Regions from separate parts of the Homo sapiens genome. Here regions 2, 3, 4 and 5 are each linked to region 1. Evidence: chromatin loops called from intact Hi-C (ENCODE). Cell type or tissue: PC-9. All regions are shown on one strand. Links, peaks and the distances in the headings refer to the core of each region. The heading gives the core; the rest is flanking DNA. Region 1 has its middle 160 kb from the start of TMTC3. Region 2 has its middle 110 kb from the start of TMTC3. Region 3 has its middle 210 kb from the start of KITLG. Region 4 overlaps KITLG (KIT ligand). Region 5 overlaps TMTC3 (transmembrane O-mannosyltransferase targeting cadherins 3).

The links. Hi-C counts contacts between places; a loop is a spot of excess contacts. Peaks named below come from ENCODE experiments on the same cell type or tissue, not always from the same donor. Only the 100,000 strongest peaks of a DNase experiment are listed, where the experiment ranks them.
Region 2: it touches region 1 in a loop (2.1-fold over the local background); 9 of 110 quality-filtered maps call a loop at or near these places.
Region 3: a loop joins it to region 1, with 1.9 times the contacts of the local background. A loop is called at or near these places in 2 of 110 quality-filtered maps.
Region 4: it touches region 1 in a loop (4-fold over the local background); 3 of 110 quality-filtered maps call a loop at or near these places.
Region 5: a loop joins it to region 1, with 10 times the contacts of the local background. A loop is called at or near these places in 6 of 110 quality-filtered maps.

Annotation. Positions count from the first base shown.
Region 1 is chr12:88,295,870-88,302,267 of GRCh38, forward strand. No RefSeq gene overlaps it. Among named protein-coding and RNA genes, the nearest start is that of TMTC3, 160 kb to the left of the region's middle. In PC-9, for the core only: no CTCF peak of the experiment used is centred there; DNase peaks (open chromatin) are centred at 2,992 and 3,932; H3K4me3 peaks cover 1,103 bases; H3K27ac peaks cover 3,681 bases.
Region 2 is chr12:88,244,110-88,250,507 of GRCh38, forward strand. No RefSeq gene overlaps it. Among named protein-coding and RNA genes, the nearest start is that of TMTC3, 110 kb to the left of the region's middle. RefSeq lists an enhancer at 1-198 and a silencer at 4,630-4,830. In PC-9, for the core only: no CTCF peak of the experiment used is centred there; a DNase peak (open chromatin) is centred at 3,302.
Region 3 is chr12:88,371,984-88,378,381 of GRCh38, forward strand. No RefSeq gene overlaps it. Among named protein-coding and RNA genes, the nearest start is that of KITLG, 210 kb to the right of the region's middle. In PC-9, for the core only: no CTCF peak of the experiment used is centred there; no DNase peak of the experiment used is centred there.
Region 4 is chr12:88,549,708-88,556,105 of GRCh38, forward strand. All of the region lies in intron 1 of KITLG (KIT ligand), which reads right to left. Among named protein-coding and RNA genes, the nearest start is that of KITLG, 28 kb to the right of the region's middle. In PC-9, for the core only: no CTCF peak of the experiment used is centred there; DNase peaks (open chromatin) are centred at 3,264 and 4,804.
Region 5 is chr12:88,151,096-88,157,493 of GRCh38, forward strand. It overlaps TMTC3 (transmembrane O-mannosyltransferase targeting cadherins 3), which reads left to right. Exons shown (of 14, transcript NM_181783.4): 3 at 2,196-2,414; 4 at 3,193-3,292. Among named protein-coding and RNA genes, the nearest start is that of TMTC3, 12 kb to the left of the region's middle. In PC-9, for the core only: a CTCF peak has its summit at 3,064 (motif pointing right); no DNase peak of the experiment used is centred there.

The DNA of each region.
Region 1 (6,398 bases), core at 802-5,801:
AAGAATGTTTATCACCACATAAATAGCAAAAATAAACAAAATAAATATCTACAATTGGAAATGACCTAATATCCATTGTATGAACAAATGTAATGGATTATGTTACAACCACAAATGGAATACAAAACAGCTTCTAAAAGTTATATTTTAAAAAATATATTGGCCAGCGTGTTGGCTCACGCCTGTAATCCCAGCAGTTTGGGAGGCTGGGGCGGGTGGATCACCTGAGGTCAGGAGTTCGAGACCAGCCTGATCAACATGGTGAAACCCTGTTTCTACTAAAAATACAAAAAATTAGCTGAGCATGGTGGCGCATGCCTGTAATCCCAGGTACTCGGGAGGCTGCGGCAGAAGAATCGCCTGAACCTGGGAGGCAGAGGTTGTAGTGAGTCGAGATCGTGCCATTGTACTACAGCCTGGGCAACAAGAGCCAAACTCCATCTCGAAAAAAAAAAAAAAATTTAATAATGTGAGAAAAAAGAACGCAAACTCTGATAACATAGGTGGGAGAAAAGAAATTGTTTATAAAATTACATATCAATATTTAAAATTTACATACATACATGTAAAATATACACATATATGTATGTATTTATTCCCTCATCTTTTTAGAGATTTGACAAAAATTGTACATATTTAAGATGTACAATGTAGTATTTTGATACAATGTATGGTGATTATCACAATCAAGATAATTAACATATCCATCAATTCATACAGTTACTATTGTGTATTTGTGTGTTTGTGTGTGTGTGTGTGTATGGTGAGAGCACTTAAAACCTACTCTCTTAGCAAATACCAAGTATATAATTCATTATTAAATACATTATTACATTATTATTATTAACTATAATCACCATGCTGTACAACTAATCTCATTTTATCTTATAATTAACAGTGCGTACCTTGACCTTGTTTGATTTGGGTCAAAGGGTACAAACACATTTTTTATAGAAAACATACCATAATTTTAGCCATGTTTATTATGAGTATTATTTCCTTCTTCACACTTTTCAATTTTTTCCAAATAATAAACATTAGAAAAACAATGAATATTATCGCAAAGCTAAATGACTATCTAAATCAGCATTCATTGGTTTCCTTTCTTGATTGCATACTGCTCCTCACACTGCAGGCATTCAGTGAATTTTGGTGAATTGTGAGGAATACTGGGGCCGTTGGCTTGTTGAGAACTTCTTAAAACTTTCAGCCATTCTATTCCTATAAATTCTCTGGTGAGTTGATTTGAAAATTTTTGACATACTTAATTTTTTTTTTCATATTTCCAAGATAGGGCACCAGAATATCATTGTTGGCTTTACCTATCTGTTCTTCCCCTTTAAATAAAAAACACTAAACTGCTTCCTGTCATCTGAGAGATGAAACTTCAGGATAACTAGTAGTGTAGACAGACAGACAGACTATCTGCCAATTTCTTTTTTTTTTTTTTTTTTTTTTTTTTTTGAGACAGAGTCTCACTCTGTCGTCCAGGCTGGAGTGCAGTGGCGCGATTTTGGCTCACTGCTACCTCCGCCTCCCGGGTTCAAGCAGTTCTCCTGCCTCAGCCTCCCGAGTAGCTGGAATTATAGGCGCGTGCCACCATACCCGGCTAATTTTTGTATTTTTAGTAGAGATGGGGTTTCACCATGTTGATCAGGCTGGTCTCAAACTCCTGCCTCATGATCCGCCTGCCTCGGACTTCCAAAGTGCTGGGATTACAGGCGTGAGCCACTGCGCCTGGTGACTATCTGCCAATTCTTAAGTAAAACATATCTTTTTGACTTTTACATATCCAAATGGGATATTTTGAGTTGGCCTTCCAGTGTCTGTTCATTTTCTTTTTCTATGTTTATTTCTCAGCTATACCACCCATCCCATACAGCTTTCATTTTGGGTATCCATATCAGAGTATAGATGCTCCTTGACTTATGTTGCGGTTATGTCCTGATAAACTCATTGCAAGTTGAAAATATATAAGATGAAAATGCATCGAATACACCTAACCTAGCAAACATCATAATTTAGCCTACCCTACCTTAAATGTGTTCAGAACACTTATATTGGCCTACATTTGGGCAAAATCATATAACATCAAGCCTATTTTCTAATAAAGTGTTGAATATCTCCTGTAATTTATTGAATAGTTCACTGAAAGTGAAAAACAGAATGGTTGTATAAGTATTGGAAGTCTAGTTTCTCCTGAATGTGTATTGCTTTTGAACCACCATAAAGTAAAAAAAAAAAAAATCATTTAATTCAGGGACTGTCTGTAGTTCATTAAGAAGGTTAATGTATCTAAATACAGTCTATCCAGGCTTATCTTCATGGGACTTGGTTATCTTTGTTTTTCATATGAAGAGGTATAATTGGCCAGTTTCCTGTAAAGCTGAAAAAGCCCAGTATCTCTTGAAATAAAATACTTTGCTTTTGTACAGTGTAAGTTGATTAAATTGTTGCCTTTTTTCCCTATGTATCTTTCTTATAAACTTGCTTTGTTAAAAATGTTAATTTTTTCACATTTTCCTTGTATTTTTCATTTTGAGTTTCTTTTACAAGGCTTCTCTTTATTGACAGTATATTTACTTAACTCTTTTTGTTGATCAGCACAAGTCATTTTGGGAAGCTGCCCATTATAGAGGGCAGCTAAGCACACTCTTCAAATTAATACAAAAATCTGTGGCCAAGTGAATATTTGATGTAAATGTGAAATTCTTCATGCTTGCCAATGAAAATCTGTCTTTTTAATCAAACTACTTTTCTTCTTGGTTAATAGAATCATAATAGTAAACTCCTTTCATTTTTTTTCTCAGTCTCCTCGATTTGAATGTTGTTACCTTATTATTCTTTATCTCATGATTTTCTTTTGTTTCTTAAATGTCAGAATATACCTGTAATTCCAGTTCCCTGGTGTGGCTGGCAGCCTCTAACAGAACTCTCAATGATTTCTGTTTCCTGGAGTTCCCCTCCTTTTGAGTGTGGGTTGAATTTAGTGACTCACTTCTAATGAATAGAATGTGGCAGAAGTAAGTGATGAGATGTCACTTACAAGATTAGGATAAAAAGACATTGTGGCTTCTGTCCTGGCACCCTCTTGCTCTCTCACTTGCTCACTCTAAGAAAAGCCAACTAGCATGGAGATTTTTTTCATAGCTTCCCTAAGAAGATAATCATTTAACAAGGGACAGGCGAGGCTTCTAGCCAACAGCCAGTAAAGAGCTGAGGTCATCAGTTCAATACCCCATGAGAAACTGAATCCTATCAACAACCATGTGAGGGAGCTAGGAAATATTTCCCCTCTCAGCTGAGCCTTCAAATGCGACCATAGTGTCAGTTGACACCATCGCTACAACCTCATGTAAGCGTACTTGCATTCCTGATCCACAGAGTGAGATAATAAATGGAATGAGATAATAAATGTGTGAGTTTTTTGAGACAATTCTGAAATAAAATATTATGAATCAATAGATAACTAAAACACTTTGCCACATATATTTTCTGATATTCATGTATAAGGGAAGTTTTACAAGTATATTACTATGATCATTTCACCTTACAAATGGGAAAGATTTGAAAATTACAAGATGTTGGAATGTAAGTTCAGAAGATACCATTTTGAGTAAAAGATATAGATATGATTGTGCATTGTCCAGCAAGTAATTGCTGAAAATTTCTAATTCCTAATGAAAACATTGAACCAACAAGATGTAGACTTCCTGCACCTAATGAGCTAAATATGGAAATGCATGAGTCAATGGGAAATCAGCTCTCACTTCTTATGAAGTAACCCTGAGAAATGTGAAGCAAAGAAAATATGATGGCTGTTTCTATCAACACGAGCTTAAAGAGGGTGGAAAGAACTCTAATACTGAAACCTAGTCATAGGTCAAGGCTGCAGAATTCGCCCCATTTCCATTTTGCTGATTCATATCAGTCAGATATGACTATGCCACTTGATTTTGTCATAGAGCAAACCCAACAGTGGTTAAGCCACGTTCCAAGAATAATTTAACACTATCTCCTTCTACCCCCACAAACACATGCACTGACCACGTGGTCATCCCCCTGCAGTAATATGTACTGGAGCAATGACTCAGCTCACAGTTCTACCCTATAGCTATGTTTGTGCCACTACCACCTCCTGCCTCAAAGAAACTCTTGCCAGGGTGATTTACCAAGGATAAAGATGTCTAATTTAAGTTGGACCAACCCAATTCTCTTTCTTGGAAATTTGAAACTAGAAGAGAGCCACATGGAGAATGAAGGTAATTGAAGCTAGGATAGCTAATATTGATACTTCAGAGAACATCCAAGAGCTTCTTTCTGATGCCAAAGACCCAGAACAGCCTTTGTCCCTAGCCTTTGTCAAAGTAGAATGATGGCTCCAAGCCTTTCACTTCTTAGTAATGTGTTGTCTTAGTAATCTAATCTTAGTAAGTGTTATCTTAGTAATCTAATCAATGTAACTTTCTTACATTAGAGTAATTTTTGGTTGTTTAACAGGTAGGCCAGACCTACTATTATTTATCCCCTACGTCCGTATCAAATAGGCTTCTGCTTGAAGATCTTGGCTGACACAAGACTCTAATTTAGTTTTCCCACACAGATAAGGTAATAAAATAAAGACAAATGAATTGATTTTATTGTTAAATGAGTCATGAATTTTGATGAGCTTGGATCTTGACAACAAGTATAGAATTTAAGATGTGGAAAAATATTCTTGGAAGGCAAGGTCATCAGATCCGGAGTCCATTCTAAATCCCAGTGGAACTCTGTGACTGCTTAATGCATAAGACACAGTTGGGTTCAGATCTTTATAATGTTCCACACTGACTTCCTGACTGTCTCAAGTAGCTATTTCACGGTCTCTTAAGAGGTAACCTGTATCACCAATTTTTTATTAAACCTGTGGATTTTGCATCAGAAAAGTTATTCTGATTAATTTGGGGCCATTTAGAAGAGCAAAACAGTATTTTAGTAAAATGTTACCTTCAACAAGTATGTTATTGTAATTTAGTCATTGGGAAGATTAATTCGTCTTCTTTAGAAAATATTGCAGCCTAACACAATGATTAAAAGCATGAGATTTAGTAATTTCAAACCTTAACTCTCCCAGAGTTTGGCTGCTCCTTCATTTTAGAGGGATTAGTTCAGGTCATCCTGGCAGGTTCCCATATCAGTGTTGTGCTCTTAGGTTCATAGTTTTGTTTTATGGATAAATATTTACTTATGTCTGTTTGGCTAACTTTGCTTTGTGGCTGAGCAGTTGTTTCTTACTAGTTGTGAAACTAGATTGGGTTAAATTAAAATGACATGGCCATTTCATTTCTCCTTCCACTTTTGCCATTATGTGGGAGGGGAAACAACTCCAGGCATTTATTCAACAAATATTTATTCAGCCTTTACTATGTACCAGAAACTGGGGATAAAGTTGTTAACAAAAACATTATGGTTCCTGACCTCACCGAGCTGATGGTCTAAGAAATCCAAAATGGTGACCCACATTACTCCTGAAACTCATTCAAATTGCAAAAGATCCTATCTCCAAGTAAAGAATTTTTAGGAGTATTCCTTACTTTCTTCCCAAACAGCATCTTACTCTTAATTAGGGAAGCTATATGCCAAAGCTGAGCCCCTTCCTTTTATTTTGAGGAAGTATTATTGTAATTGGTAAATATGTTTCAGATTCTTTAGTAAGGGATTTTGGTGATTTACTAATTTACTTATGAATGAAGATTCCTTTATTATTTTCTGTTGCTCTTATTATTTTGTTTAGTGTGCTATGTAAACATGCAGTCATATCATAATCTTTCCTAGAAGTCTAATTTGATTCAAGTTTGCACATTTAAAAAGCCAATGACAAACTCTACCCCCTAATCTTTGTCATCTATATAGGTCTTATTTCAACTGTTGTTCAGGAATGATCCAAACAAATTCAGAAGCAGATTTAAATGTTATAGGTAAGCTTATTTTTTTAAATCAAACTTAAAAAAATTGAAATGTCCTCATGGGTTTTACACCCAAATACATAATAAACATATGTTTTTAAAATATTAGATAATGACAAAAATAAACAATTTTAAAATACTATTGTTAATCCTATCATACAAAAATGACCAGTATTAACACTCTGATGTATATTTCTGAAATTTTTAATAGACATACACACACATAAAGACATATACATTCTTGCTCTCTCCTTTTAATTTAAATAATTAAAAGTCTTTAATACTGTAAAACTACTTTACAACTGCTTTAATCATAGAACTTCTAAACATATACATATACATAAACATATTTAGATTTCAAAAAGCATAGATTTACAGCATCATTTTAATGGCGCATCATACTCCATTTAATGTTATAATGTATTTGCTCATTTCCGCTTACATTTAGTTTAC
Region 2 (6,398 bases), core at 590-5,589, 52 kb before region 1:
CTAGTTTCCCAGGACTGCTGCAACCAAGTACCACAAATTTGGATGGCTTTGAAAAACATACATTTATCATCTCACAGTTCTGGAATCTAGAAGTCTGAAATAACATGCCAGCAGACTTTCTTCCTCTGGAAGCACCCGAGAAAGAATCTGTTCCATGCCTCTCTCCTTGCTTCTGGAAGTTGTCGGCAATCCTTTGAGTTACTTGACATGTAGACACATCACTTTAATCATTCACATGGCTGTCTCCCTCTGTGTGTCTGTTTCTGCTCCTGTTATAAAGACACAGTCATATTAGATTAAGAGCTCACACTATTCCCATGTGATATCACCTTAACTAATCATTTGCAACTACCCTATTTGCAAATTAGGCCACATTCTTGAGGTACTGAGAGTTAGGATTTCAATCTGTCTTTTAGGGGGCCACGACTAAAAGTACTATAGTAGCCATGGCCAATTTCTTGAAGACAGAAAATCCAGCCATGTTGTCCAGATTTAAATACTCTGATTCTTCATGATAGTTCCCTTTGTTTACTACCCCATGAATAGAGAAAATGCAAATAGGTTAAAAATATACCAAGAGTTCAAGTAAGTTTTACTGTTAGACAAATCTCAAGCCTTACAAAAAAGAGGCTAAATTTTCTCAAGCTTTAAAATAATCCTCAGGCTCTAGAACCTGAGGTTAAATGAAGTACACTGATAAATAATTACGGGATGCCCTTCGGATATGGTCATAGACAAGAATTGTGTAAACTCAACAGATTGAATTGTCAAAGCAGGTGCACATAAATTATAGATCTTACCTGGTATCAAATTTTATTAATTATTTAAAGGCTACTCACAAACAGCAGGTATAAGCAAAGTCCATAGATTTCAGATTTGCCTACAATAAGAAAAATAGACCAGAAATATCCTACTTTGTAGATAGGAAATCCCTGTGTACAAGGAGATCTGGTGGAAGTCATTCTTTTCCCCTGTTATCTCCACTAGGGAAGAAGTGGTCCACTAAACTGCCATTAACCATTTCCTTCTCAACAATAGAAGTCCTTAGAGAGCAGAACTATATTTCACTCCTAGGTCAAGGAGCCCTTTCTTTCCCTGTCATGCAAGACATTATATGAATTATGTATCAGCAACCACTTTAATGTTGTTTACCTTCCCAAAACAGCAGCTTAAAAGTGTGTATTGAATGTTTTGGGATTTATTAAACACAGTATATAGCATTAGTTCTCTAGGTGAAGAGGAGTTAGAGATGGATCTGACTGAGAGGACTGTACCTCGAATAGCCCTTTTGAACCCAGAACTCTGTGTGGTCAATGAATGAGATTTTTATTTCTCATTATTTCTTTGGGAAAGCGAAGGAGGATGTGTTTTCTGTGGGATGTGACATAAGTTTATTATGTAGACAGATATTTTTGAGGGTTTATGAATGGGAAGATGAAGTAGCCAAATGATTGGACATTTCTTTGGTTGTTTGTGTATTGTTCAACATCAATTCACCCTAATTCCAGTACTGCCATTGTGGATTGATTCAGGGATGCTCTATTGATAGAAACATATAATCCATGGTGATAGAAATAAATATATTCCATCCCCTTGGCTAGTCATTTATAGCCAAGTTCAGGAATTTGAGTGTGACACAATCAATATTAGTAAGGTGTTAGGACAGGCCAGAAAAAGCATCTTGCTCTTTTCCCATTAGATTTGATTAGAGATGATCTAAGTCTGAATTAGAGCAGCCTTCTCCAAATAAAAAAGACACAGAATCTGATAGTAGAGGAACATGATAGATGAACAGAAAAATATCGGTCCAATTGTCTTTGGAATTGGGTATCCTCTCAAATGAAATTGAATAAAATCTACTAGTACATAATTCTTAAAAATTTAAATATATTTTCAGTGGTTTGTAATCCAATAAAAACTTCTTTCAAAGCATCATATTTTTCTGGAGTCCATCTGAGATTAATTAAAGACAGATTAGAATGATAAGATTGCATAATGGGAGGAAATACCAGGGCTGTTATTTTGTATTCTTTTTTTCTTTTTTTTTGAGATGGAGCCTCACTCCATCACCCAGGCTGGAGTGCAGTGGCACAATCTTGGCTCACTGGAACCTCCACCTCCTGGGTTCAAGCAAGTCTCCTGCCTCAGCCTCCAGAGTAGCTGGAATTACAGGTGTAAGCCACCACACCTGGCTAATTTGTGTATTTTTAGTAGAGACAGGGTTTCATCATGTTGGTCAGGCTGGTCTTGAACTCCTGACCTCAAGTGATCCTTCCGCCTTGACCTCCCAAAGTGCTGGGATTACAAGCATGAGCCACTGCTCCCGGCCCTAGATTTTGTATTCTGTTTTGAATATATACAAAAAGTAATGTGCTTTAAAAAGTCTACCTGATTAATGTGCTTCAAAAGGTCTACATGATTCTTCTCCTGGCTGACCTCCTACCTCTCCCCTCCTCATCCATTTCGCTCCAGCTCAATCAGCCTCCTTGCTGAACTCCCACCTCAGGGGAACTTTGCCCCTCCCAGCCTTTCTTCCTCAATGCTGTTCTCTCAGGTATCCACATGAGTTCCTAAACTCATTTAGATTTCTTTTCAAACAAAATCAAACATCAACTGCAATTTAAAAATTTAAGGAAATCATAAGGGTAAAATGCTGAAAAGGTAACAATTACCTATAGGTAAGAACATGATGCTAGATGGATAACCAGGTTTTCTTTAAAAAAAAAAAAAACTTACTAAAAATGAAAAAGGAAATAGATTAATGGTCGTAAAGGCCATGTCTTCAAGTCCAATATATATGGTTCTGCCTTCCCAGAATTGATGTACTTAGTGTTGGCACATAGTGTGGCAATTGTGGTGGGTTGTGGAGATTTTGGAGAGTGGAATAAAGGATTGTAATTCTGCAAAATGTATTTTAAAAGTAATTCTCCCCTCTGTATGGTGCTTTTTTCTTTTTAGGGTGTTTACTCTTCATCATTATTTCTTTGTTCTTATCTTTCTTCCAAGATAGTTTACATACGTGATCGCATCTAAACACTCCTGAGGTCTTTGAAAGTCTTGAACAGCCAAGTATGAGCAAGGTATAGTTCAGAGGACAGGGTCATTATTTTAAAGCATAGCTGGCATGATGAGGCATAGAAGTATAAGCCTGAGTTTCCACACAGAGGCCAGTGGGAAAAGAGCCCAAAGGAGCCCTCATGCCTATAAGCAGAAAAAGGCAAAGAAGGCCTTGAGACTTTTAGTGTAGTCTGGGTCAAAGATGTACTGGAGTCAGAGATAACTTGACAATGACTCAGCGAAAAGAAATCCAGACTTCTTTACTGTGGCTTGGCAAGTTGGCCAAATTAAATATTTGGTGAAATAGAGAAATTGATTTAATAAAACCACAGTTGTTAAATGAAAAAACATTAAGCCACTTATATGTAGAGTTTATTGCATTTTCCAGTCTCAGAAGATCTGGAACGTGAAGATGACTATGTTGTTGCTAACACTAAGAACTGTGCCACTCCATATTCCCTTGAATTCTTACAATAAACTTCCATCACTGAAGGTACATTGGAAGTTTTACATCCATGTTTGTGTATGTGCACTTACATGTCATCATGAATAGCCTGACTAGGACACATACTGAAAATTTATTAGTAATAAACAGTTTGTAAGGGACCACAGATCTTTATATGTTTCAGAAACCTAGGTGACAGAATTGTAAGAATTGTATCTTTTAATCTATGATAACTATATTCATTATTCAGAAAGTTGTTTGCTAAATATATTTTAATTAAGAAAATATTTATTTAAATAATAATAATTACTATTCACTGACCAACAGTATTCGAGGAGCTCTAAGTATATTTTCTCATTGGATCCTCACATCTAAAGAGATATAATTTTAATTTCCTTTTTCGAAATGACAAAATTGATGTTTAGAGAGTTAAAGGAAAAGTTTTAAGAATACAACTCATGGCAAATTCAGGATTTGAAGTTAGATGTAACTGACTCTGAAGTCTGTTCATTCCACTAGCCTGCTCTCTCTCATTATATGTTGTCAGTTTATTGGTGAACCCTCATTATCTTTAAAGAAATACTTATTTGCATAATAATAACAGCTATCATATACTGAGCACCAACTACAAGGTATTGTGTTAGGCTAAGTTCTTGTCATACTGCCTTCACAGCATAGAAATAGGTATGTAAATGAATAAATGCAATAATATCTGAAAGAATACGTTTATTTAAACAGTTGATCCCATAGGAAAAGTAGATTTAAGGAATACATTTCATAGTCACTTTCACATGCTCATTGGGTGGAATGACAAATGAAATGGCAGAGATTATTTACATTATTTCTCTTTCTCTCTTTAAGCATACAAATTAATTGAAGTAACTATAATGTGACTAGAATGGAATGCCAATGTGCTGCACACATGCACAAAAGTATTTATCTTTTTTGCACTGAAAAGAGTCACTTTTTAGTGCAATGTCCACAGTGTTCTTTTATAACGGGGTGGTAACAGCCCTTTAAACTTCTTATTTAATCCTCAGAATATCCCTATATGTAAGTAGTTCTATTAGTTCTATTTTACAGGTGAAGAGGTTAACACATGCCCAAAATGTGCACCTGCATAATAAACCCTCTTTATAAAAGTAGCAAGCTAGATGTCAGTAAATAAATTCATGAGTCATTTCAGTATCTTCCCCAGTTGTTATGAGTTCCTCTAGTACTATGATTGTGGTAGGCTAAATAATGGCTCCCAAAAGATGTCCACATACTAATTCCTGGAATTTGTGAATATGTTACCTTATATCAGGAGTCCCCAACCTCCAGGGAACCTGTTTAGGAACCAGGCAGCACAGCAGGAGGTGAGCAGTGGGCAAGTGAGTGAAGCTTCATCTGTATTTATAGCTGCTCCCCATTGCTTGCATTACTGCCTGAGCTCCACCTTCTGTCAGGTCAGCAGAGGCATTAGATTCTCATAGGAGCACAAAACGCTATTGTGACCCATGCATGCAAGGGATCTAGGTTGCATGATCCTTATGAGACTATAACGCCTGATGATCTGTCACGGTGTCTCATCACCCCCAGATGGGACTGTCTAGTAGTAGAAAACAAGCTCAGGACTCCCACTGTATCTACATTATGGTGAGTTATATAATTATTTCATTACATATTACAATATAATAATAATGGAAATAAAGTGCACAATATATGTAATGCACTTGAGTCATCCGGAAGCTATCCCCCCAACCCGTCTGTGGAAAAATTGTCTTCCATGAAACCAGTTCCTGGTGCCAAAAAGGTTGGGGAGCACTGCCTTATGTGGCAAAAAGGACTTTACTGATGTGATTAAGTTAGAAATTGTGAAAAGGGAAGATTGTCCTAGACTATACAGGTGGGCCAAATGTAATCACAAGGATCTTTATGAGACCCACACACACACAGATTGAGAGAGAGAGAGAAGGAGATAGAGACAGAGAGAGAGAAGGAGACAGGAATGTCAGAAGCAGAAAGGAAACTGACAGTGAAAGAGGTTGTTACGTGCTTTTAAGATGGAGGAAGGGGGCATGAGTCAAGGAATGCAGTGGCCTTCAGAAGCTGGAAAAGGAAAGGAAACATTTCTAAGTCCTCCAGAAAAAATATAGCCCTAGGAATTGCTTGACTTTATATTTCTGATCTTTAGAACAGTTAAGAGAATACATTTGTTGTAGGATACTAAATTTGTGAGAATTTATTACAGCAGCAATAGGAAATTTACAATAATTTTGTCCTATTTACCTAGGGAATAAATAGAACCAGGGTTCGAAATCCAGGTCTGTTTCATTCCGAGTCCATTTCTTTTCAAACATGAAGCATTTTTCCTGTTTATATTATCAGTCTCTCTTGGGTAGTCTGTATAAATATTGACAAATTTAAATGTTCAATTCCTCTTCTCAAAAATCTATTAGCAAACACATTTGCTTTGTGTTATGTGTCAAGTGATGTCATTTAAGTGTTTTTGTTTTTAAAGATCCAACAAGAGGACAAGATTCCAATCTTACAGGCTATACCGAAGAGTAATGGCATAAGACTATGAAACACTTGCCCTTTGACACTGAAATTAATGCGCTTGATATAAAGATGGGTGAGACTAGCCATTAGTAGATAAAAACTAGATTTAATATGTTGCTAATGGCATATTGCTATTAGACCAAGGTGTTTTCAGAATCTAACAAAAAGTAAATGATATTTTAAATACTTTGATGTTGACAACCTGGTTAAATCCTCAGTAAGATGTGATTGCATGTTTAATTGATTAGGAACTAGTACTGAATTGGTTATCCATATATCTTTATATCCTAACCATTTAAAGGTAAGGAAGAGACTAAACAAATATTTTTGAGTGATTGAATAAAACTGTTCT
Region 3 (6,398 bases), core at 958-5,957, 76 kb after region 1:
TTGTATATGGTTTGTTGACATTCCAAACACACTCCTTTTTCTCCTCCTTATATACCTCCTTTTAAGTGATCTCATCAACACTTGTGACTGTAAATATCACATTTATGTCAAGACTCTCAGATTTAGAATCTCCAGCTAGAATCTTGTTTGTCCTCTAGGCCAGTATGTCTTAATGCCATCCTGAAATCTGAACATAAAGTCTCAAAAAGGTCTCAAACTTAACATTTCCCAAGCCAAACCCAGGCCAAACCCCTTTTTTTCCACCCCTGAATACTTCAACTTCTCTCCCAGCCTAACTTTCTCAGTGAATGCCTCTGTCATGGACCTCATTGCAGTGAATGGCAGTATCATTGGCCAAATAAAAATATGGAAATCATTTTTCTCCTAACCAACTCACCCAACCCTGGTGCTAGGTCAATTTTATCTCCAGAGCATATGTTTCCATCTCCCTGATCACTACCATAGTCCAAGTCTTTATCACCTCTTGATTATACCACTACAGGAGTGTCCAAATTTGCCCTCTGAGAAGGCCAACTCACTTGCCCTCTTAAACTTCTTCCTTTTCATTCTTCTCACAGCAACCAGAATGATCATTTTAAACCATTTCTCTAATCACATTACTTCTCTGCTTAAAATTCTTTAAAATCTTCTTCTTGTACAGAGAATAAAGACCAAAATGTTTAGCATGACTTGTAAGTCCCTGCAAAATTCAGACTTTGTGTAATTTTCACCTACATCCCATGCCACTGTGCCCCTTGTTCACTGTTCTCTAGTTACATTGATCTCTGTCTGTTAAGGTCTTCGGCGTGCCAAGCTCCTTCCTGCCACAGCTCTTGCCTCTACTGGCACATCTTTCTCCCTCACTCTACATCACTGGTGCCATTGCATCCTTAGATATCCATGGGTGCCACCTCCTATTCTAAAGCATGTCCTCCTCCTTAATCTCTCCCATGATCTCCTCTTCTTTTCTTTCAAAGCACTAATATAAGCTATTTACTTGTTACTTATATTTTTTCTATTAACCTTAAGCACAATGAAAGTAGGAGACATGGCTGGTTTGTTTATTACTATCCCCTAACAATGAGGATACATCTTGAAAAATGTGTCTTTAGGTGATTTCATCATTGTGTGACATCATAGAATGAACAGTATTTACACAAACCTAGATGATATAGCCTATTACACAGCTAGGGTTTGTGGTATAGCCTATTGCTTCTAGGCCATAAACCTGTACAGCATATTACTGTACTTCATACTGTAGGCAAGCGTAACACATTGGTAAGTATTTGTTACTGTGTGTGTGTATACATATACATACATATATATATATATACACATACATATATATATACACATATATATACACATACATATATATATGAGACAAAAGGGGGCCAAACTCATCCTTTTATAAGGAATTCACCTTTGTGATTAAAAAACTCATATATATATATATATATATACACACACACACAAATATATATGTACACACACGAAGACATATATGTACACACACAAATATGTGGTATTATAATCTTATAGAACCACCGTCACATATGTGGTCCATTGTTGACTGAAACATTGTTTTGTGGTGCATGATTGTATATAGCCAGCACCATATAGCATGCCTAATACATAGTAAGTACTCAATAAGTAATTTTGAATGAGTAAACAGATGAATATGTAGACAAATAAATCAAGTAAAATCTTACTTCGTGATATCAAGTATGCAAGGAATATCACATTTCCATGTATTGAGTAAAATCTGTTGCTGAGATCTCAATTCATTCTGTAGAGTGAGGAAATTCAAACTCATATTTTTTGGAGGAGGACTCTCCTCTCTAGAGGCACATCAGGACTGTGGAGGCTTATGCAGTGCCCATAAAATAAGGAAAAGGCTCTCATCTTCGTCTCTTAATTTAATTAACCCATTTATGGCTAGTGTTCCATTATTGCAATGCTAAGCTTGTGAGAGCTATTTATAGCCTACTGCTCAAGGTCATGGCCAAGGTCTGATTTTTTACACACACACAAAAATTGCAACCTCTCATATAAATGGGTAAAGAGGTTTTTACTGTCATGCTGCCTAGCCCCTTAAAGAGAGGCTGCTCTGCTTCTCTCAGGTGATGCTTGAGCAAATAAATCTTTGCTAATTGAGGCCATGAGCCTCAATGTCTAAGATCCACCCTTTTCTTGGATTCACAGCCACTTCTTTCTAAAGCTTGCCATTTCCCAGGACACTGCCAAGGGCCAGGGCTCAGATCTCTCTCTTTGTCCTTGTTGTCATATTCTGAGCTGTAAGCTTTGGCTATAAGTGTACATTTGAGTTCAGCTGATGCAAAGTATAACATGTAACAATATCTAGATGAGATTTGTTAATTTATGCTTTTGCCAAAGATAACAAATTATTGTAAATGATGAAGCCAACTTTGCGGAATTAGAATTATTGACATTTTACTATACTGTTAATGGAAACATAAATGTTTACAGACTACTATAATTAACAAGTAACAGAGGTCTGATATAACATCTAATCCCACTCCACTAAGGGATTTTGTGAAAACTCTTGTTTGGATAAAGAAATTCTCCCTCCGTATCTCTCTCTCTAAATTCTACAGACTCTTCTCTGTGTCTTTCTTAGTCTGTTTTGTGCTGATATAACAGAATATCACAGACTGGATAATTTAAAATGAGCATAAATTTATTCACTCATAGTTCTGGAGGCTGGGAAGCCCAAGAGCAGGGGGCCAGTGTCTGGTGAGGGTCTTCTTGCTACATCATCTCATGGAAGAATAGCAAAGAGAGGGAAAAAATGAGAGACAAAAGAGGGCCAAACTCATCCTTTTATCAGGAATTCACTCCTGTGATTAAAAAAACTCACTCCCATAATAATGGCATTAATTTATTCATGAGACAGAGCCCTCATAGCCTAATCACCTTTTAAAGTCCTCACCTCTCAACACTGCCACATGGGGGAATCAAGTTTCCAACACGTGAACTTTGGAAGACACAGTCAAACCAGAGCATACTTCCCCGGCCCCTGAAATTTATGTCCTTCTCACATGCAAAATACACTCAATTCATTCCAATAGCTCCCCAAATCTTAACTCATTCCAGCATCAGCTCAACAGTTCAAAATCTAAAATCTCATCTAAATCAGATATGAGACTCAAGACACAATTCATCTTGAGGCAAATGTCCCTCAAGCTGTAAACCTGTGAAATCAAAACAAGTTATCTACATCTAAAATACAGTGACCCCCACCCCCTTATTCTTGGAGGATACTTTCCAAGACCTCCAGTTGATGCCTATACATATTATGTTTTTCCTATAAATACATATATACGATAAAGTTTAATTTATAAATCAGACAGTGAGAGATTAACAATTATAACAATAAAATAGACTATAACAATATACTGTAATAAAAGTTATGTCAATAGGGTGTCTCTCTCTATCTCTCTCAAGATCTTATTACATTGTCCTCACCTATTTTTGTACCATGAGTAACTGAAACTGCATGAAGCATAACCAGGGATTAGGGGAGACTCTATTATGCAATGGTGGGACAGGCATAAAATAGACATTCTCATTCCAAAAGAAATAAATAAACAAGAAAAAAGAGGTACCTGATCCCAGTGAGTCTAAAATCCAACAGGATGAACAACATTAAATCTTGTCTCAGGAATAATCTTCCTTGACTCCATGTACCACTTTCTGGACACATTGTTGTAGGAATTGGGTCCTAAAGACCTTGGGAAACCCTGTCTCTGTGGTCTTGCTGGGTGTAGCAACAGTTCTTATGAGTTGCAGTTGAGTGCCTGCAGCTGTCTCCGACTGGTTTTGCATGCTGATAGCACTATAGTTTTTGAGTATCGTGGGTGGCCCCACTCGCATGGCTCCACTAGGAATTGCCCTGGTGGGCACTCTCTGTAGTGGCTACAACTTTTGCATCAAGTTTCTGCCTGGGGACCCAGTTGTTTACAACATCCTTTGAAATCTAGGTGGAGAGACCCACGCTCACCCAGCTTCTGCATTCTTCATACCTGCAGAATTAGCACCACGTGGACATCACTGGTTTACAGCTTAAGCCTTCCAGAAAAGCAGAACAAGCCACACCTGGGGCCATTTGAGTCACAGCTGAGGTAGTCAAGGAACTTGTGCCAGAATATGTGGAGCAGAGTCCTGAGGTGGCTCTGGGCAGTGAGCTCATGGTGGGCAACCAGGATATAAGCCCTGAAGCATCTTGCTCTCCTAGAGCTCTGTGCCTGTGATAGGAGGGACAGCCTTGAAGTTCTCTAAAATGCCTTTGGAATCTTCCTCCCATTATCTTAATAAATAGCACCTGGCTTTCTTCTGTCCATGCTAATCCTTTTAATCACAGGATTGCTTGGCTGCACCCTTGTATGTGTTCTTTTTCTCTACATGGCCAGGCTGAGAATTTTCCAGATTTTTACATTTTGCTTTCCTTTTTTTTTTTGAGATGGAGTCTTGCTCTGTCACCCAGGCTGGAGTGCAGTGGTGTGATCTCAGCTCACTGCAAGCTCTGCCTCCCAGGTTCACGCCATTCTCCTGCCTCAGCCTCCTGAGTAGCTGGGACTACAGGTGCCTTGCTTTCCTTTTAATTATTAATTATGTGTTTAAATAATTTCTCTCCACTATCATCTTACTGAATGCAGCTAAAATAAGCCACATAGCTCCTTCAATATTTTGCTTAGAAATTTCTTCTGCCAGATATTCTAGTTCATTGCTCTTAAATTCTGTCTTCCATAAAGCCCTAGGACACAATTCAGCCAAGTCCTTTCTAACTTTGTAATAAGGATGTCCTTGATTCCAGTGTCCGATAAAATATTCCTCAATCCTGTCTGAGACTTCATTGGAATGACATTTACTGTCCATATTTCTAATAGCATTCTGACCATGACCATTTAAATAATTTCTAAGAAGTTCTATACTTCCCCTACAATTCTCTTCTTCAGACTCTTCACTAGGATTGTCCTTAAAGCTCTGTTCACAGCAATACAGGCTTTTCCCAGACTGCTCCTCCAAACTCTTCTAGCCTCTGCTTATTATACAGTTCCAAAGCCGTGTCTACATTTTCAGGTATTTGTTTAGCAATACCCTACTTCTCTGGTATGAATTTTCTGTCTTACTCTGTTTCATACTGCTATACTAAATACCACAGTTCGGGTAATTTATAATAAACATAAATTTATTGGCTAACAATTGTATAGACTTGGAAGTCCAAAATTAGGGGCTGGCAGCTGGTGAGGACCTTCTTGCTGCATCCTCCCATGACAGAAAGTGGAAAGGGCAAAGAGAGGGCAACAGAGAGAGAGAGAGACAAAAAAAGGCCAAACTTTTTTTTTTTTTTTAATAAGGAATCCACTCCTACAATAATGAACCCACTCCCACAATATCAGCATACATTCATGCAAAGCCGTCATGGCCTAAACACCTCTCAAAACGGCTGCATTGAGGATCAAGTTTCTGACATGTGAACTTTGGGGGACACATTCAAACCATAGAAATGCCTCAACACATTTTGTATTTAAATTGTCATTTCTTTATATCAAGACCCTTAAGAGGCGTTACAAATTTTAAAAAAGAGGGCCTATCAATTGGTTATTTCATTTTTTCTAAGAAAATACATTTTAATTTTATAATGCTTGAAAAATACCAAAAGATATAAAGAAGAAATTAACAATCACCCATAATCCTACCCTCAGCAATAACCAATGCCATCAAATCTTTATTATGACAGCTTAATCTCACCTGCTGTGTGAAATGCTTTCAGTCAATTACCCATTAACTAGGAATGATCTTGTCATCTGAATATGTAGAATTTTGCTACTTTATGACCCTTTCTGAGCACCTTCTGATCACTGCCTCTAATTTCTACTTGACCTTAGGTAGTGGACTGGATTCTATCTCAAGTCCTTTTGGAGAGGAGACCAGCTTTTAGTTTAATTTTCACCAATAAAAGGACTTCCTATTGGAGAATATCAAATATGTCTTCATACTTCATCATCAATATTATTAAATACTGCTTCTGACTATAATAGTTACATGACTATTTAACCATTTTATCTCTACTGTCATGTAGGCTGTCACTTTAAATATAGAATTATAGTCATAATAAAGCAATTCTGCACATCAACATGTATACTAAGTGGCTCAAAGTCCTGAGTATGTAACTCTAAGTGGCTCTGATGTTGCCATCTACTTCAATTGCCACAGTCACAGAGCTCAAGAAGTAATTTACTTATTCTCTGAAAGAATGATTATAGTAGTTGTCAGATGTATTTGTGAAATATTTGAAACTTTTCATCTTCTGGGTTCAGGATAGGAGGGCACTTTCTCCCCATTTTTGAACCTAGGAACAGGCATGTGACTTG
Region 4 (6,398 bases), core at 525-5,524, 250 kb after region 1:
GAGGGAAACTTGGGGTGCAGATATAAATATGATAACCTTCCATATATAAGCAAATGAGTGGATGAGATCACCAAGGGAGTGAGTAAAAGTATAAAAAAGAACAAAGAACTGCGCATGCTATGGTGTTCTAACCTTAAGGGATCTGACAGAAGAGTGAGAACCCACAAAAGAGTCCAAGAGAGCAAAGCAAAAAGATCATGGAAGGAAGCCAAGACTTTAAAAAAGTACTTTAAGGAAAATAGGGTCAAACTATGTCAAATGCCAGTTATAGGCCGAGTAAGATAAGGACTGATAACTGACCACTGGTTTGGCAACATTAAGGTCACTGGTAATATTAACAAGAGCAGTTTTATTGAAGTGGTATGGGAAAAAGCCAGTCTACAGTGGGTTTTAGAAAGCAGGAGATGAGATTAACCAGAAACAGTGAGTATGAACAGCTGTTTTGAAGAGTTTTCCTTCAAAGGAGAGCAACTGGATAAACAAACACATAAATAAATAAAACCAAGATGGGGAAGTAGCTGGCAAGAAATTGGGGGTGAAGAGAGTTTTATTTGTAAGAAGGTTGAAATACCAGAATGAGTGTATGCCTATGGGAATGATCCAGTAGGAGGAAGCAATTGGCAATATAGGTCAGAAGAGAGGGGACTGCTTGGGCAACAGCCTTGAGCAGGAAAGAAGGGGTGAGATTCAGTTCTCAAGTAGGAAGTGTGGCTTTAAATAGGAGTATAGGTAGTTCAATGCTATCAGGCAGAGCGCTGGAATGTGAATGCAGATGCTGGTTGTGTTTTGGGAACAATTCCATGAATAGAGCTAAAAGTTACTGAACATTTACTATACACCAAGCATCTTGGATATCTAATAAGGAAAAAAATAACTTTCATATATCCTAATTTTAAAGATGAAGGAGTTGAGGTACAGGGAGGTTTGGTGACTTCTGAGTGGTGAAATCAGTAAGCCCAGGTCTGTCCAATTCTAACTCCTGTCCTTTTAGCCCCTCTACACTGTCCCAGAACTCCTGCAAATCTGTTAGATGGTTTGTGAGAACTGTGATGCGATAGCAGATCTCTAAAACTTTAATACTTTTGCAAATATCAAGCATATGGAGACAAGTCTGTTCCATATTCCATGCCACAGCTGAATAGTCTATATTATTCAAGTCATCATAATTTTTAATATATGTCCTTTGATAGTTCCTTAAAATATATCAACACAGACTGCTATAATAATTGAAGAATGATTTGATCAGGGCAACATAAATTTTTTTTGCATCAGTTAAATTCAAATATCTTACAAAGACACAGTTTTGTTCATTTTGTAAAAATCCACTGGGTCAATGCTAAAATTAAATCTATGTTAGCTTATGAACATTCAAATATCTCTGAAAAACCTATATTTCTTAAAGCCCTTTATTTTAAAGCCATTATAAATAAATTCATATTGTAATTTAATTTTGCATATACTTTGCTACCATTAAAAATATCCACCTTTCATAAAATTAAAGAATTCATTCTGGCATAGCTAAACATTAGGACAGGGAGATAATCAAGTTAGAAATATTGAGATTTTTGCCAAGCAGTAATGACACCTCCTTCATCAGTATACTCAGGAGAGAGCTGAAATGCAGAGCTTACTTCTTTATATAAAAAAGAAACTTTTCAGTATTAACTTTTCTACACAGAAGTCTTTCTAATATTGTACACACACTTTGATTTCTTAAACAGTGAATTGAAATATTAAACTTTGCTTTTCTGTGACGGTTCAGGTTCATCAAATAAAAGGAAGACTTTCAAAGTATCTCAGTTATGTAGTTGTAGCTTCCCTTCTCCAAGTGGTTCCAAATTACTGTACTTGTTTGTATAACTTTTAAAAATTTATTTTAGGTTTCATTTGTTTGTTCCTTAGTTTTCCTGTTTCCCCCAGATTGTCAGGTCATTACTTGCAACATATTGTTACTGCTAACATGCCTATTTCTAGTCTCCTGCACTCTTGATGATGAACACAACATGTGTCCCATATGGGAGCTTACAGCAGGAAGTATAATGGCCCCAAAGATGTCCATGTCCTAATTCTTGGAACTTGTGAATACATCACCACACATGGCAAAATGGACTTTCCAGACATGATTACGTTAAGAACTAGAGATGAAGAGACTATCCTAGATTCCCTGGGTCCAATCTAATCCCCATGGTCCTTAAAAATGGAGACTATTTTCCAGCTCTGTTCAGAGAGAGGTGCGATGATGGAAGAAGGGTCGGGGAAATGTGACCTGAAAAGGACTCAACATGTCCTTGCTGGCATTGAAAATAGAGAGAAGGGACCAAGAGTCAAGAAATGTAGGCAGCTTCTAGAAGCTGCAAAAGAGAAAGAAATAGATTCTCCCCTAGAGCCTTTGGAAAGCAACATAGTCCAACTGATACTTTGATGTAAGTGAGCCTTATTTTGAACATTTGATCTTCAAAATTATGATAATTTTTTTTTTTTTTTTTTGACAGAGTCTCTCTCTGTTGCTCAGGCTGGGATGCAGTGGTGCAATCTCGGCTCACTGCAACCTCCGCCTCCCAGATTCAAGTGATTCTCCTGCCTCAGCCTCCCAAGTAGCTGGGATTATAGGTGCCTGCCACCATGGCTGGCCTTTTTCTTTTCTTTTTTTTTTTGTATTTTTGGTAGAGACAGAGTTTCACCATGTTGGCCAGGCTGGTCTTGAACTCCTGAGCTCAGGTAATCCACCCACTTCAGCCTCCCAAAATGCTGAGATTACAGGTATGAGCCACTGCACCCGGCCAGTCACTAAATTTTTGGTAATTTATTACAGCAGCAATAGAAAAATAAAACACAGCTCAATTGAAATACTTTTGGAATGAATGAATGAATGAAAGGTGTAGTGTAGTGATGGTCAAGCTATTCCAAATGAGGAAAGTGAATTGCCTCTGCCAGAATTATTGGCCCGCACCCTTTATTTTAAGCAGAGCAGCTCAGCTTTTTTTGTTGTTTTATTTGTTCATGCCTCTGAGTAAGATTCTGTTTAAACAAAGGTTTCCAAGGGCAAGAAGAAATTAAAAAAAAAAAACGCTTTTGGAAACCATGGGCAGAACATGGATCCAGAAAACCTCTCAGTCCCTTCCCATGTGACTTCAAACAAGTCAGCTAATCTCCCTGAGTATCCATTTATCAGCCTATAAAATGATAGTAAAAATAATTTTTGCCTTACCCATCTCATGAACTAGTAGTAAGAATCAAATGAGAAACTATTCAAACTATGGGTGTTATGCAATTATTTGTTGTGTGGTTTATGGGCTTTGCATCGGCTAGGAAACCAGAAGACAAGTACTTCAAAAATGTTTGAGTAAAACTTTCTGAGAAAAGACTTTATAGAGTAGATCTCCCATATACAAAGAGTATGACCTTTAGCACATGAATATTTTGACACTGACTTTGAGTTCACACACCTTTTTCATTTATTTCTTAGTTCTGAACTGTGTTTAGAGTAGCTTCAGTTAACAGACAACTGACTTCCAATTAAATGACATGTTCCAATATATCAACAAAATATTTATCTTTGTTTTCTCTTCCTCTTCTTCCAATTTCTGGAAACTCTGAGGGAATAGGGTGCCTAAATATGTGGGTGTGCACACACGCTCACACACACCCTAATGGAGATACACTGAAGCAAAATGTCCCTGTGTTTGTGACTTCTGCTCTAAAATGTATCTTTTCAGTTTGGGTAATCATCTATTTTTTTTTTCTGTTAACATTCTCTGCAGCTGTATATGACATTTTTCTTTGGCTACTTTGTTTTATCATTGTACAACTTTTCTCTCTAGGTCAAGCTCATTGTGTGATAACCCCTCATTTCTGGATAGTCTTTCATTGTATAGACACATATCGTCCTGGGTAGTTCTCGATTTTTGTTTTCAGAAACATGCATCAAAAGTGTCCCCCGTTTATTCCCCCACAACACACAAAATTCCAATAATCCTTTCATTGCTAAATGTTGCCTTCAAATCATTTACATGATTAGGAAAAAAAATAATGAGAAATCTGTGTGCACTGTTACAACCAAGGCATGCAGTAGAAACAGTTCTGGTAGAGGGAAGTAATACTGACTAAAATTTATGTTAACATCAGTGACAGATGTGGCTGGTCCTTTTCTGGGAGCAGACAGTAGCAGACAGTACTAGAAAAGTACTTTAAAGAAGTCTGGGGTGGGAGGGATTTACAAGAAGATGAGGTTGAAGACCTCAAAGGCAAAGGTCTTGCTTAATTTTCATTTTTGTTGAGAACAAACATCAGCAGACTCCAGTGGACTATTCACTCAATAACCAATCCCTCCTGAACACAGAGCTTTCCTTACAGTAAAAGGCCACATGCCAGGAAAAGGAGCTACAAACACCCAAAACAAACCATGGACTTAATCTGAACGTGTGTTGCAACACATAAGTCACACTGCAGATTCCTTTCCTTCAGTAGAAATTAAAATGCATGCAGCCTAAGAATATCAGGGGGACATATGCTGTTCAAGAAACCAGAAGATACCAATCCTCTAAACTTGGAAAAACAAAAAAATAAAATACAGAAAAAAAGCCTTTTTTTCTCTATGAATATGAGAAGTGATTTTAAAATATGCATTGTCAGGGTCCATATTACAGACGTCACAAAGTCAAAAAGAGAGTTAAGTGTTTGTGTAGCTCATTTTCTTTATGCACAGACCTACGAAATGGTATTAGAGCTGCCCTGAACAAAACAGCAGCTGCTGCCAAAAACAACATTCATCTTCTCTTTAATCCTGCATACCAGCTATTGAAGCAGGCAGTTCCCTTGTAGCCCAAATGTATTTTGGAAGAGAGCCAACTGGCTCAACTACCCAAAGACAGGAAAGCAAGTTACCAAGATACAGGTATGGTAATTGGTCCTGAGTTCAGGTCTTCTTAACTCATATGAACCATATCTTCCAAAAATAATCTATGTAAACCAACAACAGGATCCTCATTTGGTGAATAACCATTCAGTTCTATATGACTTCTTTTTTCAGATCTTTTTAATTGCTTAAAAATTTACCATTAAACATTATAAGGAAAATACCTAATCATCTTACACAGACTAAAATTCTTCTCTAAGCACTGTTAAGTAATCTTAAAGGGACAACTGAAACATTTAGTAGATTTGTTAGTTTTTGAAACTTAACTACTATCAATAAAACAGATGTTACCAGAGTAACTAATTGAAACTCAGACCAACTTGGAGTCCAAATTGGTGGGTGCCAAAATCTTGTAAAGATACTCTTCTAACTTCCCTTTTGTGAAGAAGTAAGCTAAAAATGTTTTAAAATATGGGTGATCATTAAAATATGTAATGAATATGCTCTTATAACAAAAAAAAACTAGAAAGAAGTTGCTTAATATGAAAAGGCAGACAATGTAATATAATAAGGGAATTTAATGTAACGGGAATTTAAAGATTTCAAGGTATTCAATGCATGAGAAAAATTTGGGGAAATTCACCCTTTAATAATCAGTCCTCGTTCTACATGTAAATACTACTTAAAGTGGAAATAACTCAAAATATATTGACTTCTAAGGGGCTGTGCATAGGACAAGCAGTTTGCAGATATTATTTCCTGTAATCCTCCCATCAACCAGGTAGATATTATTACCCTACTCTGCAGGTGAGCAAAACACAATTCGGGAGAGATTAGGTAACTTCCTTATGGCCACTTTGCTAGGAAATTGCTGGATTGGATATAAACCAAAACCTACACTATCTATGCTGGAAAGAAAAATACTAGGCCAGTTAGATAATAAAACTGACTTCATTTATATTTAATGAACTACTAAATTTTATTTTAAAGGGTCATGTTACAGAAGGCATATAGGTCTCTTTAACTCAATCAGTTTCAAATTGAAATTACATGTCAAGTTATTACCAGGTTGAATAAATGAGTCGAGCAGGTAAATCAAGTTACACTTAGCTATAGCTTAAACAAAAATTTACATAGCTAGAGGGAGGGGAGAAACCCAAAAAATAAAGCGATAAGTTGTTTCTTCTTATAAAAACAAAATTGGGTGCTTTCAGACTTCTAGTAACATTATCCCAGGGGCCACTTCTTCATTTAACAGACATGTATGGAGTATCTAATAAATACATAAGATAAAGACAGAAAGACTATGATCACTGGCCTCAGGAAGCTCAAGCTACTAGAGAACACAGCACAGTGGTGGGAGTCAGAGAGAAAAGGCCCAGCCCCTCCCTCAACTGCCCCCTGCCCCAAGTACAGCTAAACCTGACTTGGGGAGGGGGGCATTTGGGGGACAGGGGCATTTGAGGGAGGGGCTGATAGTTTCTGGGGGGAGAAGCTTCTCCAAAGGTGATCGGGGGCAGCCAACTCAAAGTTAGTGAGGGAG
Region 5 (6,398 bases), core at 579-5,578, 140 kb before region 1:
CAGAGTGGGATATAGGTATCAATATTTTTGTCTTATTTTGTGTGTGTGTGTTTAGTTGTTTTGTGTGGGAGGGAGGGTGGGGCTTTTGTTTAAGTCATCCAGGTGATTCTTTGGTATAGCCGTGGCTGAGAGCGAGGGGGCTGTAATGAGCCACCTTCCTCTGGCATTTGGCCTATAAAGTACCTTGTGCTAAGGTAACTTCTGCAAATATTTTATCTCATTATGATTTTGCCATCCCTATATTGAGATTCACATTAACAGGGAACTGTTAGCTTAATCATTCATTACACTGTTGTGTATTTTTATTGCCAACTAATATCATGAGTAATTTTTTCTTTAATATGCCCGAAAGTAATAATGATCTGAATTGTTTTATTCATAATGGCCCTAGGTGTTTTCACAAAGTAAACTTAGTATCTAATAGGCTGATGATGATTTGTCACAGTGGAATCTGAAATAGATCCCTAATGAGTTATGTGAATAATTATGTTAATAATTGGTCTGTCTGTTAGTTGGTCATCACCTATAGTATATGTATGTCTAATAGTCCTAACTGAACAATTATGTATACTGCAATTCAAAATACATATTCCCTTCTACTTTCTGAGTACATCCTTTCACCTAGAATATATGTTCCATTGTAGCCACAGTGACATTTCAGGTACTCGAAGGGTTTCTAGAGTCCTTTTCTACTTTCTAGTACAAATCATGTCAGTTCAGTACAGTGCCTTAAAAATAGCTTTATATGCCTGAGATGAAATTTGAAGGATGTAAAGGAATTAGGCAAGCAGGAAAGAACATTCTAAGTAGATAGTACATTATGGAGTATATAGTCAGTACAGAGATACTAAAATGTTCCTAATTTCAAGATGAGAAAGATTTATTCTTTGTGTTTCCTAATGTTCCCTACTAAGGATGAACAGGCTTAAGTCTACTTGTGTGCCAGAAAGTTACAGCAAAATATGATAGGAAGTAGAAGAGCAAAGAAGCTGAATATGGATGCGTATATTAGTCTGTTTTGCGTTAGTATAAAGGAATACCTGGTAATTTATAAGGAAAATATGTTTATTTGGCATATGGATCTGCACACTGTACAAGCATGGCAACAGCGTCTTCTTGGCTTCTGGTGAGGCCTTGAAAGTTTTACTACCTGTAGAAGGTGAAGGGGGAGCAGGTGTATCACATGGTGAGAGGGGGAGCAAGAGGGAGGAGAGGAGGTTCCAGGCTCTTTTAAGCAACCAGCTTTCACATGAACTCATTACAGTGGGGAAGACACCAAACCATTCATAAAGGACCCAACCCCAATGACCCAAACATCTCCCACCAGGCCCAACCTTCAACATTTCAACCTCCTCATATTTCAGCATGAGATTTGGAGGGGACAAACATCCAAACTATGTCAATGCCCTTTGTATAAAACTACAAAAAATAACTTTATTAATATTTTATATATATTCGAACTGTGTGTTTTATTCTTAAATCTGGTTTGGTTTTGTGTTAGGGAAAGAAGTATTTCTGATTAAATGTAACTTATAATTTAAAAAGAGATTCAGTACTTTACATGAAATTTTATTTATTACCAAAGGAGAATACCACAAGAATGGTGTCTATTTGCATATTCTAAGAAAGTTTTTACTCTTGTATTACTCTCTGTAATTTGGGAATTCCTAGTTTAATATATTCAGATTTACACATTATGGAGATGTTTTTCATAAAACAGCTAGACAGTACCTTTTTGAGTCATCACTATTTTAATTGAACTGGTAAGCATTCTGTTCTTACATTTCCTTTTGAAGATCTAGCCAGTAGTTACATGAACTTTTGTATTGCTGATAGATATGGAGGCAGGCTTTGGAGAGAATCCTGTGCTCTAACTTGACCAATGCCGGCATTGTCTTTTTTTAAAATTGTTATATTGAAGAGGAATTAATTGTCAAATGTCCTTTTACTGTTAGTTCTCTGACCACTGTATATCCAGGAGGAAATTAACCTTGTTTGTGGCCTAAGGAAATAGAAAAACACAGATTATAAAACTGTATTTTATTTTTGTGTTACTCTTACGACATTTCATATTTTATTGTTATTTCTCAGTAAAATGTAGATATTAATATCTTTAATGGTAAATGCAGTGATGAGCTTTTGTACCCTGTTGGACCAAGGTACTTTAATAATCACTGATCGTTTTTTCCTTGTAGGAGAGAAGCCACAAGTCTTACCGTCCCTTAACAGTATTGACATTTCGCTTAAATTATTTGTTAAGTGAACTAAAACCAATGTCATATCATCTCCTGAATATGATTTTTCATGCTGTGGTTAGTGTGATATTTCTCAAAGTATGCAAACTTTTTCTGGACAACAAGAGTAGTGTGATTGCTTCTTTACTTTTTGCAGTGCACCCAATACACACAGAAGCAGTAAGTAAAACTATGAACTGACTTTTTTTCTTTTTCCTTTTTTACAAATCCTGCACAGTGATTATAATGGTATATATTTTTAAGAAAAAAAAAAATTAACCCTGACTTTAATCCAAATATTTGAAGACTCTTAAATTCGTACAGTTAATTCTTAACTTCCTAGTATGCAAAGTATAACTTCCTACTGTGTAAAATTTTTAAATTTAACATTTTTGAAACATAAACATTTTTCATTCAATAATATAAAATCTGTTTAGAAATATATACATGAATACAGTTCTTCGGTCACTTTTTTTAATGAACAAGATTTCTAAGGACTATTTAAAGTTTATTGTCTTTTTAAACTTTATTTTTCAGATTTATTATGAGATGTAACTTTTTGAATTTATGGTGCCTTTGTATATTAAGAACATTCGTATTTTAAGAAAATATGTAAGAAGTACTTAAGTTCTAGATATTCTACCATATTTACGTGGTTACCATTGGAGAAAGCTGGATAAAGAGTACGCAAGATCTCTCTTTACTAGTTTTGAAACTTCCTATAAGTCTTATTATTATTTCAAAATAAATTTAAAAAAGTATAAACTGTTAAGAGTCACTAATAAATGTCTATTTATGTAAGATTCACAAATTCACCACCTGAGGGCACCCAAAGAATGTTTAAGAAACAAATGTGCACTTGAAAAGTTACGGAAATTAAAGTATTTTTACCATTATATATAGTAATTTTTCAAGATATTCTTTATTAATATGAACCCCCTTCATTTTTCCTTTCTAGGTAACAGGAGTTGTTGGAAGAGCAGAACTTTTGTCATCTATCTTTTTTCTAGCAGCTTTTTTGTCATATACCAGATCAAAAGGACCAGACAATTCCATAAGTACATGTCTCACATTTGATTTTTTTTTAATAGTGCTAAAACTTGATTAAGGAATTTTTATTTACTCCAAGTGCTTCTTATAACACATTATATACCACATTTGGGATTTATCTTTATGTATTGTTTTACTTTAGCATATGTGAAAATATGAAATATGTAACATTGCTAGTATTTAGGAAGTTTGTGTATAATTTATATTTTTATCTTGAGCTAATAGATTTTATATGATCTAATTTTAAAAACCAAATAACCTTAGAATAGAAGAGTTTTAGAGTTAGTCCTAGTTCCATCTTCTGTTATCTATTAATGATATAGATTCCAGTATTTCAGTTGTCTTTGGATAAATAACACCTGGTAGACTGTCATATTGTTTAGGTAAGGTTAAAAGCCTCCTAGAATATAACTTTTATTGTGTGTTGATCATAGCTATTTATTGAGCTCCTACCTTGTGACCTACCCTGGAAAGTGCTTCGAATACATTAGCTCATTACTCTTAATGATTCCTGGCATTATCAGAAAACAAGTTCTAGGCAATAAAAATGATTTTTTTCAAGTGTGGGCACAGTGGGCACAAACCTTTAAGTTCTTGGGGAAGGGGCAGATTTTCTCACTGTAGTTCCAAGGTACTCATGACAAGAAGACTAGTTTTATGTGTGGAAACTGAGGTTCAAGAAACACATGATTTAGCCAAACATCTTAAGAGTGTTCTGGATTTGTAATAGTAGGTTTGCCTTTGCTGCTCTGCATAATGCCTTCTTAAAACAATTTGAGTGGCAGCATAGCATAGTACTTAAAAGCATGGACTAAAGAGTCTGGTTTCAAATTCTAGCTCCACTGTTTATTTACTAGTTCCATTCACCGTAACACATCAGGCAAATTAACCTCTCTGTGCTTAACATTTCTTTATCTGTTAAATGTGCATAATAATAGTCCCCTACCTGTGCAGTGCATCATGTAGTAGGAGGTACTTTTGTAACTAATATGGAATTGCAGACCAGTATCCTCTTTAAGTACCATCCTCACCAAAGCCTGAATGGTAAAGTTAGAAAATACTGTGGCCTACAGGATTATAATCAGGCTCTCAATTACCTGTCTAATCATATCTTCTGCCATTCTTGCCCTAGCTGTCTTCACTATAGCTAGATAGACCTTCTTGCTGTTCCCAAACAGGCAGAGCACCCACCTTTATACCTGCATTTCCCATTATTGAATTTTCTTCCCTTAGATCTTTATGTAGTAGTCTCATTTATACACTATTCTATATTATCAGGCCTCAGCTTAAGTATTTCTGTCTTAGAAAAGCCTTCCCTGTTCTAACTGAAATAGCTTTTCACCATATTATATCTTTTGTTCCAAATACTTGTACTTGGTGCTTTTTAATGATTTCTTATTCTTTACAATTCTAATATCTTGCTGTATTTCCTTAAGAATTACTTATTTGGGCTGGGTGCAGTGGTTCACGTCTGTAATCCCAGCACTTTGGGAGGCTGAGGTGGGCGGATCACATTGTCAGGAGTTTGAGACCAGCCTGGGCCATTGTGGTGAAATCCTGTCTCTACTAACAATACAAAAATTAGCCAGGCGTAGTGGCAGGCACCTGCAGTCCCACCTACCCGGAAGAATGAGGCAGGAGAATCGCTTGAACCTGGGAGGCGGAGGTAGCAGTGAGTCGAGATCACGCCACCGCACTCCAGCCTGGGAGACAGAATCCATCTCAAAACAAAAAAAAAGAATTATTTGAAATTCTTGGTCTGTCTCTTTAAGTAATTCTGATTTAGTAGTATATGTTATTATGTTTGTTCTCTCTGTTTTATGATTGTTGTATCCTTCAGATATTGAGTTGTTTTGGCTTGTGAGCTCAAGCACATGTTCTTCTAAAGTTATAAACTACTGTGCCTGTTAAAGGGAAAGGCCAGGGCCACTCTTTGTTCATCCTGTGAGTCTGAAGGGATGAAAGGAATTATAAACCAGGATATAAAGTTCCAGGTTCCGCAGAGCTGCTGTGGATCACTGTTGTTCCTACCAGTGCTACTAGGCACACTCTCTGTTTTCTTTAAGAGAATCAGCATTAAGAGGCCAGTCCACCATCCCTCTGCATTTAAATGGTAGCTCTGTAGAAGTTACTGCCTAGGAGTGATTGGTTGGTTTGTACCTTTTAAAAAATATCTACCTCTTACCCCATCAAGACTTCTGAAGTGCTCTGCTTTTACCTCTGGAACACCCACTAGCCATTGTAGCTGTGGATTTCTGCAGTAACAGAGTAGAGAGTGATCTACCCAAAGCAGTCAGGAGAGGATAAAACAAAAGTTAAAAAAAAAAATTCCCACTCTTGTCTTCTGCCTTAAATGTAATCCCTCATAACACTCACAGAACCACACATGCTTAAAATAACCTCGAAATGCTAAGGTTTTGTGTGTGTGTGTGTTTTTTTTTTTTTTTTTACAAAAAGTGTCTTAGAAACTATTTTTCCCTCTTACTTACCTTTTTCTAGGGTTGATTTTTGGGGAAAGGACCAACAGGTCAAGCTAGTTCACCATTTGAGCGAAACAAAAACAGAGTAATGTTGTTTTCTATACCTTTAACTTGCATTTCTGAAAATACTCATTTCTAACCTGAAAATACATAGTTTACATTTTTCTTTTGTTTATTGCTTTCTCACAATAGAACGTGACCTTCCTTAGGGTAGGTAACTTTTTCTCCATTTTTTGATCTTCATTTCCTAAAATGATTCCTAGTTTACAGTAGGTGTTTAGTATGAGTATATTGAAGAAATAAGTAAGTGAATGAATGTAATGTATTTTAAATTCTAATTGAAAAAATACTGAAATCTACCTTGGACCTCTCTTTATCCTCTTAACCACTGTGATACTTTGTACTCTTAGTAATTTTACCCTTGAAGCCACAGTTTCCACATCATCTTTGTATTCCCTATTGTATCTAGTATACACTGGCCTGTGCAAAGGTTTTCAAGTTGTAATTCTTTATATTCATTTTAACTTCTATATTCATGTCCCATACCCCTTTTGTAAATATGGTGATCCAATTTCAGGGCTTTACACTTGATTTTTTATTACTTTGGGTTTCTGCTTAAATATCCACTTAAATG